Linked DNA regions of Homo sapiens: region 2 is linked to region 1. A link is an interaction called in ENCODE POLR2A ChIA-PET data of the cell type or tissue named here. Cell type or tissue: MCF 10A. All regions are shown on one strand. Each heading gives the region's core, and the rest is flanking DNA. Links, peaks and the distances in the headings are about the cores only.

Evidence for each region. ChIA-PET counts read pairs that join two places held together with the same protein. Peaks named below come from ENCODE experiments on the same cell type or tissue, not always from the same donor. Only the 100,000 strongest peaks of a DNase experiment are listed, where the experiment ranks them.
Region 2: POLR2A ChIA-PET joins it to region 1 with 6 read pairs; 2 of 35 experiments call an interaction of 5 or more read pairs at or near these places.

What each region holds. Positions count from the first base shown.
Region 1 is chr12:123,310,477-123,314,867 of GRCh38, forward strand. It overlaps SBNO1 (strawberry notch homolog 1), which reads right to left. Exons shown (of 32, transcript NM_001167856.3): 24 at 3,144-3,243; 25 at 579-653. Among named protein-coding and RNA genes, the nearest start is that of CDK2AP1, 41 kb to the left of the region's middle. In MCF 10A, for the core only: no CTCF peak of the experiment used is centred there; no DNase peak of the experiment used is centred there.
Region 2 is chr12:123,256,554-123,260,925 of GRCh38, forward strand. MTRFR (mitochondrial translation release factor in rescue) reads left to right here. Exons shown (of 3, transcript NM_152269.5): 3 at 260-1,407. The coding sequence ends at 478. Among named protein-coding and RNA genes, the nearest start is that of CDK2AP1, 13 kb to the right of the region's middle. In MCF 10A, for the core only: no CTCF peak of the experiment used is centred there; a DNase peak (open chromatin) is centred at 1,738.

The sequences.
Region 1 (4,391 bases), core at 263-4,262:
CTGCCTCAGCCTCCCAAAGTGATGGGATTACAGGCGTGAGCCACCGCGCCCGACCAATTTTTTTTTATTTTTTTAGACGGAGTCTTGCTCTATTGTCGCCGAAGTTGGAGTGCAGTGGTGCAATCTCGGCTCACTGCAACCTCTGCCTCGCGGGTTCAAGTAATTCTCTTGCCTTAGCCTCCCGAGTAGCTGGGACTACAGGCACCCGCCACCAGGCCCGGCTAATTTTTGTATTTTTAGTAGAGATGGGGTTTCATCATATTGGCCAGGCTGGTTGCAAACTCCTGACCTTGTGATCTACCCACCTCAGCCTCCCAAGGTGCTGGGATTACAGGCGTGAGCCACCGTGCCCAGCAGACTTCAGTAATTTTTAAAAGCTTGAGAGCTGATCATATCAGCAGCCAGTGCTGAAAACTGCTTCTCTATGCATGGATCTTTTACACATACCCCACAGCAGCCAAAACCACCCAGAATGTTTTAAGAACATGAAGCTTCCCCTTCAGCTCAAAAGCATATATCATAATGGACTTTAATACTATAGCAACAGTTATATGCCCACACAAAGCTAATAGTAGTACCTTTATCGAGAGTAAGAATTCCCGAGCGATCTTCTACATTTATCAGGCCAACGCCTATCAGTCCTTGTCGAACATCTGTAAGAACAGGATCAATTCTGACTCATAAATTACAAGGGATGTCTACAATGTACCACTAAGTGAGAAAAGTATGTTGTAAGTAGTATCATGCCATTTTAAAAAAACACCTTGATATTTATATAAACATGGAGAAAATGTGGAGAGAACTGCCCTTGTTCACTCTGTCATCTGTGACCTAAGAAGGTGAGAATGGAAGGAGGGTTAAGGGGACTGTATTAACTCTCTTCATTATACATGTTAAGATTCTTTTCTTTTTTTTTGAGACGGAGTCTCACTCTGTCACCCAGGCTGGAGCGCAGTGCGCGATCTCAGCTCACTGCAACCTCTGCCTCACGGGTTCAAGCAATTCTCCTGCCTCAGTCTCCTGAGTAGCTGGGACTACAGGCTAAGTTTCATATTTTTAGTAGAGTCGGGGTTTCGCCATGTTGGCCAGGCTGGTCTCAAACTCCTAACCTCCGGAGATCCACCCGGCTCGGCCTCCCAAAGTGCTGAGATTACAGGTGTGAGCCACTGCGCCCAGCTGCAAGATTACTGTCATTACTTATAATAAACAAGTAACCTATCTATCTATCTATCTATCTATCTATCTATATATATATATATATATATATATATATTTTTGCGACAGAGTCTGACTACGTTGCCCAGGCTGGAGTGCAATGGCATCATCTTGGTTCACTGCAACCTCCGCCTCCCAGGCTCAAGGGATCCTCCCACCTCAGCTTCCCGAGCAGCTGGAACTACAGGCGTGCACCACCGTGCCTGGCTAATTTTTTTTTGTAATTTTTTTAGAGAGGGGGTTTCTCCATGTTGCCCAGGCTGGTCTTGATCTCCTGAGCTTAAATGATCCACCTGCCTTGGCCTCCCAAAGTGCTGAAATTACAGGTGTGAGCCACTGCGCCTAGCCATAACCTGTAATTTTAAGAAGTTAGAAGTAAATCAAGGAATCTTTTTTTTTTTTTTCTGAGACAGGGTCTCTCTCACCAGTCTGGAATGCAGTGGTGCCATCACAGCTCACTACAGCCTCCACCTCCTAGGCTCAAGCAATCCTCACACCTCAGCCTCCCAAAGTGCTGGGATTACGGGCATGAGCCACTGTGCCCAGACCAGGGAGTTGTTTCTGACACTCCTGATGTCAAAAGGAGTGAAGGTGTAGGGTTAAGACTTTACTGCTTTTGTTGAAAGCCGAGAGTAATGATGAACACCTCTAACTGGTATGTCAATATGAACTGTTAACAACACATATCAGTATGTGCTAATCTACCAAAAGGACTTCCTAGTGAAAAATGCTAACTCCATCTGGGTGCCTTGGCTCACATCTGTAATCCCAGCACTATGGGAGGTTGAGGTGGGAGGATCACATGCGGCCAGGATTTCAAGACCAGCCTGGTCAACATGGCGAAACCCCATCTCTATTGAAAACACAAAAATTAGCCAGGTATGGTGGCGGGCACCTGTAATCCCAGCTACTCGGGAGGTTCAGGGAGGAGAACCCTTTGAACCTGGTGGCGGAGGTTGCACTGAGCCAAGATCACACCATTGCACTCCAGCCCAGGTGACAGCACGAGACCCCGTCTCGAAAAAAAAAAAAAGGACATTTCCAAATACACGAAAGAAAAAAGGCTAAGCTATGAGCCACATGTATCCATCACCCAGTTTAAACAACTGTGAATTCATGGCCAATTTTGTTTCATCCAAACCTCCCACCCCAACCAATCAATCCTCACAGATTATTTACCTAGGTACTTTTTCAACTTTAAAATTAAATTGAATTTTAAAAGCTATTTGGGGCTGGGCACGGTAGCTCATGCCTGTTAATTCCAGCACTTTGGGAGGCTAAAGCGGGCAGATCATGAAGTCAGGAGATCGAGACCATCCTGGCCAACATGGTGCAACGCCGTGTCTACTAAAAATACAAAAATTAGCTGGGTGTGGTGGCATGTGCCTGTAATCTCAGCTACTCAGGAGGCTGAGGCAGGAGAATGGCTTGAACCTGTTGGCAGAGGTTGCAGTGAGCCGAGATCATGCCACTGCACTCCAGCCTGGCGACAGAGCAAGACTCGGTCTTAAAATAAATAAATAAATAAATAAATAAATAAATAAATAAATAAATAAATAAATAATTTTTAAAAAAGACTCGGTCTTAAAAAAAATAAAATAAATAAATAAATAAATAATTTTTAAAAAAGGCTATTTGGCAAAGTGATTTTACTCAATGTACTAAAACAACTTTCCTCTATTAAATCTCTTATTAGACAAACATGCTTTCACCATATCAACAGTAAGAGCACTTTCATTTGAATAAAATTTGCTTTAATAAATCTGTTTAATACAAGATAATTATGTGTCCTAGTAACCATTAATTTCAAAGTTTTATACAATTTATGTCCAAAGAAAAAAACTAATATAACAGCAAACATTACAACAGGTTTGAGTACATCTTTGTCAATAATCATTGTCATTGTTATGAATATTTGTAGAAGTTACCTTTAAAAAATTCTCCAGGATAGTCTGGAGGTGGTGATACCATAGGAGAATCCAAGTTTACAATGGATTTCATGACAATTTCTAAAGCATTTCTTCCATACTGCAAAAAAAAATCAAAACCTTTAACCAGTTTCAGCATTTGGATACTCTTCAATCACATGACCACCTAAATACTATAAAAACTACTGGCTGGGTGCGGTGGCTCATGCCTGTAATCCCAGCACTTTGGGAGGTCGAGGTGGGTGGATCACCCGAGGTTGGGAGTTCAAGACCAACCTGACCAACATGGTGAAACCCCATCTCTACTACAAAAAATTAGCTGGGTGTGGTGGCAGACACCTGTAATCCCAGCTACTTGGAAGGCTGAGGCAGGAGAATTGCTTGAACCTAGGAGGCGGAGGTTGTAGTGAGCCGAGATGGCGTCATTGTGCTCCAGCCTGGGCGACAAGAGCAAAAAACTCCCTCTCAACAAAACCCCAAAAAACCCACAAACTTATTGTACCAAAGATTCAAAAAAGCAATTCTCAATTATCTTTATATGTATTTATTTATTTTTTCTTTTTTTGGAGACAGAGTTTTGCTCATCGCCCAGGCTGGAATGTAATGGCACGATCTCTACTCACTGAAACCTCCGCCTCCTGGGTTCAAGCGGTTCTCCTGCCTCAGCCTCCCAAGTAGCTGGGATTATAGGTGCCCGCCACCATGCCCAACTAAATTTTTTTTTTCTTTGAGACGGAGTCTTGCTCTGTTGACAGGCTGGAGTGCAGTGGTGTAAACTCGGCTCACTGCAACCTCTGCATCCCAGGTTGAAGTGATTTTCCTGCCTCAGCCTCCCAAGTAGCTAGGACTACAGGCGCACACCACCACGCCCAGCTAATTTTTCTATTTTTAGTAGAGACAGGGTTTCACCATGTTGGCCAGGATGGTCTCGATCTCATGACCTCGTGATCCACCCACCTCGGTCTCCCAAAGTGCTGGATTACAGGCGTGAGCCACTGTGCCCAGCCACGCCCAACTAATTTTTGTATAATTTTTTGAGACAGAGTCTTGCCCTATTGCCCAGGCTGGAGTGCAGTGGCATGATCTCGGCTCACTGCAACCTCCGCCTTCCAAGTAGCTGGGACTACAGATGCATGCCACCACGCCCATCTAATTTTTGTAGAGATGGGATTTCACTATGTTGGTCAGGCTGGTCTCGAATTCCTGACCTCAGGTGACCCACCTGCCTTGGCCTCCTATATTCTGGGA
Region 2 (4,372 bases), core at 1-4,000, 54 kb before region 1:
GGTATGGTGGCGTGCGCCTATAATCCCAGCTACTTGGGAGGCTGAGGCAGGAGAATCACTTGGACCCAGGAGGCGGAGGTTGCAGTGAGCCAAGATCACACCATTGCACTCTAGCCTGGATGACAAGAACGAAACTCTGTCTCAATAAATAAATAAATAGTAAATAAAAAAGCGAACAGGTTGAATTTAATGACTTCTGAGGTCCTGTCCATTTTTAACATCCTGTGGTTTTCACATTATAAAATATTATCTCTTACAGTGCCATCAGACAAGATCAGTTGATCAGAACAGAAAGCTAGCTCGGAAAATCCTACAAGAGAAAGTAGATGTTTTCTACAATGGTGAAAACAGTCCTGTTCACAAAGAAAAACGAGAAGCGGCGAAGAAAAAACAAGAAAGGAAAAAAAGAGCAAAGGAAACCCTGGAAAAAAAGAAGCTACTTAAAGAACTGTGGGAGTCAAGTAAAAAGGTCCACTGAGAAAAGAATTAGAGATTCCAACTGACAGAATCTGCCAGAAGCTCCCAGGGAATAATGGTGGCGAGTTCCATCACCAGCATTATTATAGTGCTTCAAAAGAAATATTTTTGATGAACTTAAAAGACAACAAATTTATTTAAATGGTGCACTAAACTGTAGTGAACAGAGACATGCACGATTCAAGAATAAAACTCGGCTGGGCACGGTGGACGGTGCCTCACATCTGTAATCCCAGCACTTTGGGAGGCCGAGGCGGGCGGATCACTTGAGGTCAGGAGTTTGAGACCAGCCTGGCCAACATGGTGAAACCCCGTCTCTACTAAAAATACAAAAAATTAGCCAGGCATGGTGGCGGGCACCTGTAATCCCAGCTACTCGGGAGGCCGAGGCAGGAGAATTGCGTGAACCTGGGAGGCGGAGGTTGCAGTGAGCTGAGATCGCGCCACTGCACTCAAGCCTGGGCAACACCTGGGTGACAGAGCGAGACCCCATCTCAAAAAAAAAATAAAACTAGTTCAAGTGCAATGACACACGCCTATAATCCCAGCACCTTGGGAGGCTAAGACAGGAAGATCACCTGAGCCCAGGAGCTCAAGATTGCAGTGAGCTATGAACACCACTGCACTCCACCTGTCCACTTGTTCTTGTGTGACAGAACAAGACCCTGTCTCTAAAAAATAAGATAAAACCATAAAGAAACACAGTCAGTACTATACAAGAATAATGGCTACTTCTAGAGGGAAGGAGTTGTCATTGTGATGAGGCACTTGGAGGGGTTCTGGGGTGCCTGACAAAGTTCTGTTTCTTCACCTGGGTGGTAGTTAGAAGGGTGTCCCCGTATTTCAAATTGTACCTTTGTGAGATTGTATGTTTTGTAATAATAAAATTTTTTTTGTAATTAGTAAAGTCAATTTTTATGGAGAACTGGAGAATGGAGTCAAACATTAATAGCATTTCTTGGCAACTTGCCATCTGCTGGGAAGCTGCTGCCCAGTGACACTTAAAAGTCAGTTATCCCCATGTCAGCTCAAGACAGTAAGAGAAAACAAGGGCCGGGCATGGTGGCTCACGCCTGTAATCCCAGCACTTTGGGAGGCTGGGGCAGGCGGATCATGGAAGTCAGGAGTTTGAGACCAGCCTGACCAACATGGTGAAACCCCATCTCTACTAAAAATACAAAAATTAGCCAGGCGTGGCAGCACACGCTTGTAATCCCAGCTACTTGGGAGGCTGAGGCAAGAGAATTGCTTGAATCTGGGAGGCGAGGTTGCAGTGAGCCAAGATTGCGCCATTGCACTCCAGCGTGAGCAACAGAGCAAGACTGTCTAAAAAAAAAAAAAAAAAGAGAGAAAATAAGAGGGTTGGAAGAGCTAAAGGCTCTGTTCCTTGTCCATGTGCTCTATTAGCTTCTAGGCTGTATGATGCCCAGTTGTGCCTCTGATGTAGAAACAAACACATTCCCTGCACGTTGATTTGCAAGATTTGTAAAGGTGAGGTTCCAGAATCTGATTTGCTTGTAAATTTACGTCACTTAAGCTGGATTTTACCTTACAGTTGTTTTTCTTTTAAAGCCATGCTTTATAGCTTGGCTTGTTAGAACTCTTCTGGAGTCCACGTAGAAAACAAATAGGGAAAAATGCTGAGAGGTGAGAAAGCCATTGGGAGATTGCCAGTTGCAGGGCCTCAGTTGTGCAGTCTGTCCAGCAGGCCTAGGCGGCATGTCCAGTAGGCCTAGGTGGCATGTCCAGTGCATACATCCAAGCACACCTTTCTCTTTGAGGCTGCCAATGAAGGCTCTTCTCACCTCAGTGACAGCTTTGGATGCTTACACATTCAATGCAGGGCTCATTCTACACCTCCTGTTGCGAGTGTACAGGACCCTTCCCCAGCCCAAACGCCCTGTAGAAAATAAAGGCTCTAGAACAACACCTAAGAAACCAGTAAGAGTGGGAGGGGAAATTTGGAGCTGGAGATAAGGGAGAATGGTTTCCGTTTGTCTCCTCTCTCATACCTTTGCAACTTTCTGCCACATGCAGGAAGGGGACACAGCACCCATTTCGCTAGAGCCTGTTCCTGCTGGCCTTCAGCCTTGTCATGGCTGAGAATTCGCCTCATGCCTGCATCAAAGAAAGACAAGTCTCTCTCATTTGTCTTTGTCTACTGCTCAGCAAAGCAAATTCTCATTGCAGGTATTTAGGGCCTAAGGTATAGAGTAAGAATTAAAATCCCTTTGGGAGGCACTGTCAGAGACCACCACGTGGACTCTCAACACATCCAGTGCAGCCCATTTTTTCCCTGGCACCAGAGCAGATAATTCTTCCAGTGAGCACCATATGAAGTAGCTTGAAGTTAGGAGCCGTACTTTATGAAAAAGATTCCTGTAGCACCCACCAAAAGCCCACAGGATAAGCACCTACGAACTGAGAATGGCCTAACCATGGGGTAACAGGCCAACTCAATAATACTGCTTCTGGCCGGGCGTGGTGGCTCACGCCTGTAAACCCAGCACTTTGGGAGGCCAAGGCGGCTGGGTCACCTGAGGTCAGAAGTTGGAGACCAGCCTGACCAACATGGTAAAATCCCATCTCTACTAAAAATACAAAAATTAGCTGGGTGTGGTGGCACGCTCCTGTAATCCAGCTACTCGGGAGGCTAAGCTGGGAAAATCGCTTGAACCTGGGAGGCAGAGATTGCAGTGAACCAACATCAAGCCACTGCACTCTAGCCTAGGCAACAGAGGGAGATTCCATCTAAAAAAAAAAAAATTTTTTTTTTAAAAACTGCTGCTGCTATTTTTTTTTCCTAGCATACACTTAAGTTTGCTGCACTTAAAATACACCCATAATGCAACTTCACTTTATCCCTACCTCTGACTTAGCAAACACATTCTTTCCCCAGCCAACTGTGCTAATGATATCACCAAAATGTTTCCGTGTCAGATGGGAAAATACAGTTTGAACAGGCATCTCCTACCTCTTGTAAAAGGTAAAGTAGAGGTTCCTCTCCAAAGACTTTCCTCCCCATTTAATTTGGAATAAACGGTAACTTCTCTTCGAAGCAAAATTTATTCAAAGACCTGTGCTAACATTCCTAATTATCTGCTAGCCGTGGTAAAGAAATCAATGTACTTTATGTTCTTAGCTCCCACAATTTAGCCTAAATATTTGTCCTGGCATGCTTACACTGGTCGGAGCAAGCATTAGGTCATAGCCTGTTCCTCTTCCTTATTTAAAAGTGTTTACCTTTCTCACCATTCCACAAGTTACTTTCTCCTTCCTTTGTTCTCTTCTGCCTTCGCCTCTTTTAAAAAGTTTTAAGTTGCTTCCCAATCAGGACAAATACAGAATATGAGGTCCCGTTCCAGCCAATGGAAACCGGACACAGCAGTAGGGTGGACGCATCAGGTTACAAATGACCCTGTCTCTTTGTTCGGTGTACTCTCGTGGCAAAACTGCTGGCGAATGTACCCTTTCTGCGGGAAGTAAAAATGGCCTTGCTGAGTAAATTAAATTTATGTTCAAGTGCTATTTCTTCACGGCACCGGGGAACAAGCATTTCAAACACTTTCATGAGAGATTATTTAAAATAGCACTTCTTTACACCAGGCGTGGTAGCTCACACCTATAATCCCAGTACTTTGAGAGGCTAAGGTGGAAGGATCACTTGAGCCCAGGATCCAGCCTAGGCAACATAGTGAGACCTCATCTCTGCAAAAAAAATTTTTTTTCCATCACACACCCATTCATTCAATACAAAAAGTCTTTTAAAAATTATTCAGGCATAGTGGCACACACCTGTAGTTCCAGCCACTAGGGAGGCTGAGATGGGAGGATTGCTTGAGCCCAGGAGGTTGAGGCTGCGGTGAGCCAAGATTATATTACTGCACTCCAGCCT